2 separate regions of the Homo sapiens genome follow, and region 2 is linked to region 1. A link is an interaction called in ENCODE POLR2A ChIA-PET data of the cell type or tissue named here. Cell type or tissue: CD4-positive, alpha-beta T cell. All regions are shown on one strand. Each heading gives the region's core, and the rest is flanking DNA. Links, peaks and the distances in the headings are about the cores only.

Region 1 (2,908 bases), core at 409-2,908:
CACTCCAGCCTGGGCGACACAGTGAGACTCCGTCTCAAAAAACAAATAATAAAATAAAATAAAATAAAATAAATGAAAAAAATCTTTAAAAACTCTAATGACTTTATTTTTTTTGGTAGGGACAGGGTCTCACCATGTTGCACAGGCTGGTCTCCAGCTTATGGGTTCAAGCGATCCTCCTGCCTTGGCTTCTCAAAGGGCTGGGATTACAAGTGTGAACCACTATACCCGGCCTCTAGTGACTTTTTTTTTTTTCTTTTCTTTTGAGACAGAGTTTCGCTTTTTTTTTTTTTTTTTTTTTTTTTTGAGACAGAGTTTCGCTCTTGCCCAGGCTAGAGTGGTGTAGTGGCGCGATCTTGGCTCACTACAACCTCCACCTTCCTGTTTCAAGCAATTCTCCTGCCTCAGCCTTCCAAGTAGCTGGGATTACACGCGCCTGCCACCATGCCTGGCTAGTTTTTGTATTTTTAGTAGAGATGGGGTTTCACCATGTTGGCCAGGCTGGTCTCGAACTCCTGGCCTTGTGATCTGCCTGCCTCGGCCTCCCAAAGTGCTGGGATTACACGTGTGAGCTACCACGCCCAGCCAGTTTCGCTCGTTTTGCCCAGGCTGGAGTGCAGTGGCACAATCTCAGCTCACTGCAACCTCCGCCTCCCGGGTTCAAGCGATTCTCCTGCCTCAGCCTCCCAAGTAGCTGGAACTACAGGTGTCTGCCACCACGCCTGGCTAATTTTTGTATTTTTAGTAGAGACAGGGTTTCACCATGTTGGCCGGGCTGGTCTCAAACTCCTGACCTCAGGTGGTCCGCCTGCCCCGGCCTCCCAAAGTGCTGGGATTACAGGCGTGAGCCACAGTGCCCAGCCTTCTGGCCATGACTTTTTAAAGAAGATATTTGAGGATATGTTTCACCAAATGAGGGTGAACTGAGAAATAGGAAGCCATCAGGCCCAGGAATCAGGATCTAGCCCAGGAGAGAGGCAAAGGCAATTTACCTGGAAAACAAACAGTCCTCAGTGAAGCAGGGGATGAAGGGAAGTGTCTAGAAAAAAGAGGAGCTGTCAGATGGTGGGGGAAGAATTAGCAATCAGTCCATCAGAAAACAAAGTAAATGAGAAACTCAGGGCAACTCATTAACTCCATTAAAAAGAAAGTACAAGGAAGGTAATTTAATTATAGTCCAACTCTTGGCTCCGCAGTTAACTTTCACATAGTAATAGAAATAGTAATCTGAGTATTTTTTAACCTAATAACTAGGGATGGGGGAGGGTTGCTGACAAAAGAGAGCTAAAGCCTCATGTATGACAACAGGGAGTCAACAGGTAATGTCTAAGATTGATATATCAAGCAAGAGTCATATAAGCACATTTTAAAAATAGCTGAATGAACTGGAAGTGACTGCTGGGTAGGGGAGCAGTACTAGAGAATGGGAGAGACTGTTTTCTTGTTACAAACTGTGTAATTCCACATTAGTAAGTGGGTATGTGTTTTTAAATAAGTATGTTTTAGAAAGACACCAATTCTCCTTGTCCTTAATGTTCACAATTTCTCTCTAGTGTGTGCACTGGGCACCCTGCACTGTTTCTTGCTTCATGTTGCTTTATGAACACTTACTGTCCTCATGGCACGGTTCATGTATTTCTTAGTGGTAGGTACATAATATTACATTATATAAACTTACATCAGGTGCTGGGCATATGTCTCCCATTTCATCCTCAGAAATAGCTATGACAAGAAAGGCCCCGCCTTTCCTGCTAATTCTCACGATGTGACCACTGCCCTGGGAACTTCCCACCCACATGACTGATTTGGGCTCCAGGATGTAGAAGGGCATCTATATGGGCAGTTCTGGACTTCTGCCTCCCGTGGCACTTCTCTGGAGCCCCAGAAACGCCTCTCCTGGTGCGCCTGGCCCTGGCTCTGCTCTGTCACACTCTGCCTTCCTCTCCTGGGCTTGCTTTCTGGGCATGAGCATCCCTGTCAGGAGCAGCTGCTGTGTGATCTTTAGGAGCTCTAGTGGGGCTGGAGCCACCAGCTCCCTGCGGGGCACCCTCTGCCTCCTGCACCCCCTTCTCCCTGAACAACCTTTGTGTGGCATCGTAGGCCTAAGACTGGCTAAGTCTAAGATTTCAGAGAAGTTTCCTGGGGAGAGGAGGGCTATTCCCTGGGTTTGCTCAGCTGACAAGGAGAGAGGAGAGCACGTATTTTGCCCGCAAGCTGAGTGGGCTGCAGCCCAGCCTCCGGAACTCCAGGGAGCAACAGGAGGCTCAATCTCACCCAAGAAGAGCTTCTGATTTCCCTGGCCAGGACTAGCCCAATTTTGGCCTTGGCCTGCAGCAGGAGATGAGTGATGTGCATGAGGGACGTGGCAGTGGAGAAAGGCTGGGCCTGTCCTGCTCAGCTCACTTTGACCGCTTCGGAGCTCTGATCTGAGCCCAGTATGGTTTCTGGAAAAGGCTGGGGAGGGGAGGGCGTAGTAGGACTTCAGTGGGACCATGCTGGGTTGGTGCTGTGGGAGGAGTTGAGCCGCCCTAGGTACTCACTAACCTGCTACTATAGGCCCAACAGTGGGGGTGGTGAGGAAGCGGGTGCTTAAGAGAGGGGAGACGAGCTGTCGCCCCAGCACACTGCTGCATGAGGAGTGGGCCTGGGGCCACTAAACCCGCCCAGTTCTCCCTGGCTGATTGTGCAGGGGCTTTCACAGCAGCTCAGGTCTCAGGCGGCCGCCAGCCCCTCGCTCCCAGGCATGTTGACGTGGGCACTCAGCAGGGGTGCACTTTGGCCTTCTCGAAGCACCAGCACCTATGGAGGAGTGGCCATGGCAGCAGGGGGCATACACCCCTGACCCCTTGCCTGGTCTGCGCTGGCCCTAATGACAGGCCACAGGGCTCCACTGTGCAGATACCCCCAC
Region 2 (2,908 bases), core at 162-2,661, 89 kb after region 1:
TGCCACTGCACTCCAGCCTAGGTGACAGAGTGAGACCCTATCTCAAAAATAAAATAAAATAAAATAAAATAAAATAAAATAAAAATAAAAAAACCAAACTTGCTTTTACTTTCCTCTGTTGGCTTGCTCTTGAATTCCTTCCTGCATGAGGCCAAGAACCCACGTGGCCTCCTAGGTCGAACCCCAGTTTTGGGGTTTGCCTTGTGACAATTCCTTCATTCAGGAGGGATTTATTGCACTGTGGGCACACAGAGCTAAATCAGACCCAGCCTTGCTTCCTCTGGGCCAGGCTGTTTTCTAAGTGCTTTACATGAATTAACTAATTTCCTGCCAGATAGGTACTATTTTTTTTTTTTTTTGAGATGGATTCTTGTTTTATCATCAGGCTGGAGTGCAGTGGCTTGATCTCAGCTCACTGCAACCTCTGCCTCCTGGGTTCAAGTGATTCTCCTGCCTTAGCCTCCCGAGTAGCTGGGACTACAGGTGTGTGCCACCACGCCCAGCTAATTTTTGTATTTGTTTAGTAGAGACGGGGTTTTGCTATGTTGGCCAGGATGGTCTCGCTCTCTTAACCTCATGATCTGCCCACCTTGGCTTCCCAAAGTGCTGGGATTACAGGCATCAGCCACTGTGCCTGGCCCAGATAGGTACTATTATTGGTTCCATTTTACTGGTAGGGAAAGTGAAGCACAGGGAGGTTAATTACCTTGCTCAAGGCTTTGTAGCTTGGCTCCAGAGCTGTGGTAAGGTTAACAAGCCTGAGTGCTATAAAGCCCTTGATGGACTTCAGAGGTAGAGACAATCATATTTAATTAGTGGGAGTCCAAAAGTATTCCTAATAAAAATTTTATATGTGTCCACAATTTCCAGGGTGGTTTTATGTGGATTCTCTGATTCTACTACATGAGGCATGTTAATGGAAAAACCAAACTCTGTAAAACATTTTAAAGAGGTTTATTCTCTGCCAATATGGGTGACCATAGCCTGGGGAACAGTCTCAAGATGTTCTGAGGAAGTGTGCCCAAGGTGGCTGGGTTACAGTTTGGTTTTATATGTTTTAAGGAGTTAGGAGTTATAAGCAAAGACAATAAATCAATACATGGAAGGGATACATTGGTTTGTGAGAAAACATTTTAAATGGTTCATTTTCAAGGCATGATAAATCTAAGCACTGAGAGCCAGCCTGCGAATGTAACAAACCGCATGGCTCATGCACCCAGAATGTCATAATAAGTGAACAGAATGTAGAGGATGAGTCAGCCCATAAAAGGGAAGAAAGTTTTGTTATTGGGAAATTGAAAAGCAGAGAAGGTCACCAGTGTATATCCTTATGAGGGGGATGATGAAACTTAGGCAATGTCTGGGATGATTGTAACGCCATAGTACTCAACCAGTGAGGAACTGGGGAAGGGAAGTGGGTGCTAGGAGATAAATTACCTGCTGTAGCTGCCCCAGGTATGCCTGCCTATCAGACACCCGATCTTGCAAGATGGCTATTAAATGTCTCACTTTCACTGTTCTTCGTGCCTCTGAGTCCGTTCTTTGGGTTTGGACGGGTGAGCTTGTTTCTCACAAATCTGGGGGCTCATCCGGGATCTATGTGCCTGTGCAGAGTGGGACTCTGGGAGAGAGGGGAGATGCATCCCACCTGATTTAGGTGGCCCACTGTTTCTGGCCATCCCGGCTCCCCACAGAGGCCATAGACAAACCTGAGACTGTTATTCAGGAGGCAGCAGAGGTGACATAGGGAGAAAAGCAGGGACCATGGCAACCAGGCAACCTCGTGCATGACCCAAGGTCAGAAAATTGGAGAGCCAAGGACAGAAAATTGGAATATAAGTACTGCCTTGTTGGATGGGCATTTTTGGAGGTCAAGTGTGTGTGACTGAGAAGTATCTTCGATATGAAGTGAGTGTGGAGTCCCAATCCATGGTCCCCTTCTCCTGCAAGGGAAACAGCTGGAGACAGATGAAGCGATTCTTGTGGTGTGCAAGAAACCTCTGGGGTGGGGGGAGGGTTGAGTACACAGAGAAAAGCTCCAACACAGAGACTGACCGAAAATGGGAAACAGGAATTCTAGGCCTAGGGAAAAAAGGAAAGATGGAGACAAATAAACTTTCTCTGACATTTCCCCAGATAGTCCTTTGGGGAGAATGTTGCAGGTTTGGAGGAATAACCCTCGAACCAGGGACAAGGAAAAGCAAAAGATGATAAAGTATTGTTCTTTTATCTGGCCCAAAGACCCTATTCGTAAGCCTTTGGTCTTTTGGCCTAAGTTTGTCTCAGATGAGGATTGGATGTGCCAAGCCTTAATTCTCTATGTAAATGATAAAATCCCATCCTCACAAGAAGAGATAGGTTACCTCTCTGTTGGATCAAGGAATTAGCCCCCATGAAGAGGAAAAGGAACCTAGTAAAAAGCCCTTGCCCACCAAAAAGCCCTGGGACCCCATATCATGCTTACCACCTTTGTACATCTCACAGAATAGGGGACAGGAAGATCAAGGGGCAGCAGGCGGGTTAGAGGAAGAAAGACTCAGAGCCAAACCAACTGCTCCTTTAGATCCTTATCCAAATTTACGAAAAGAATTAGAACAGTATTGGGAACAGGCCCCCAAATCTGGCCACAAACTGGCCCCAAAACTGGCCATAAACAAAATCTCTGCAGCACTGTGACATGTTCGTGATGGCCATGACGCCCACACTGAAGGTTGTGGGTTTACCGGAATGAGGGCAAGGAACACCTGGCCCACCCAGGATGGAAAACCACTTAAAGGTGTTCCTAAACCACAAACAATAGCATGAGTGATTTGTGCCTTAAGGTCATGTTCCTGCTGCAGATAACTAGCCAGAGCCCATCCCTTTGTTTCAGCCCATCCTTTTGTTTTCCATAAGGAATACTTTTAGT

Evidence for each region. Peaks named below come from ENCODE experiments on the same cell type or tissue, not always from the same donor. Only the 100,000 strongest peaks of a DNase experiment are listed, where the experiment ranks them.
Region 2: POLR2A ChIA-PET joins it to region 1 with 11 read pairs; 8 of 35 experiments call an interaction of 5 or more read pairs at or near these places.

The regions. Positions count from the first base shown.
Region 1 is chr11:66,531,842-66,534,749 of GRCh38, reverse strand. BBS1 (Bardet-Biedl syndrome 1) reads right to left here. Exons shown (of 17, transcript NM_024649.5): 17 at 1,152-2,799. The coding sequence ends at 2,713. It also overlaps a transcript of ZDHHC24 not described here. Among named protein-coding and RNA genes, the nearest start is that of ZDHHC24, 13 kb to the left of the region's middle. RefSeq lists an enhancer at 2,797-2,908. In CD4-positive, alpha-beta T cell, for the core only: no CTCF peak of the experiment used is centred there; no DNase peak of the experiment used is centred there.
Region 2 is chr11:66,442,194-66,445,101 of GRCh38, reverse strand. No RefSeq gene overlaps it. Among named protein-coding and RNA genes, the nearest start is that of MRPL11, 4.8 kb to the right of the region's middle. In CD4-positive, alpha-beta T cell, for the core only: no CTCF peak of the experiment used is centred there; a DNase peak (open chromatin) is centred at 1,301.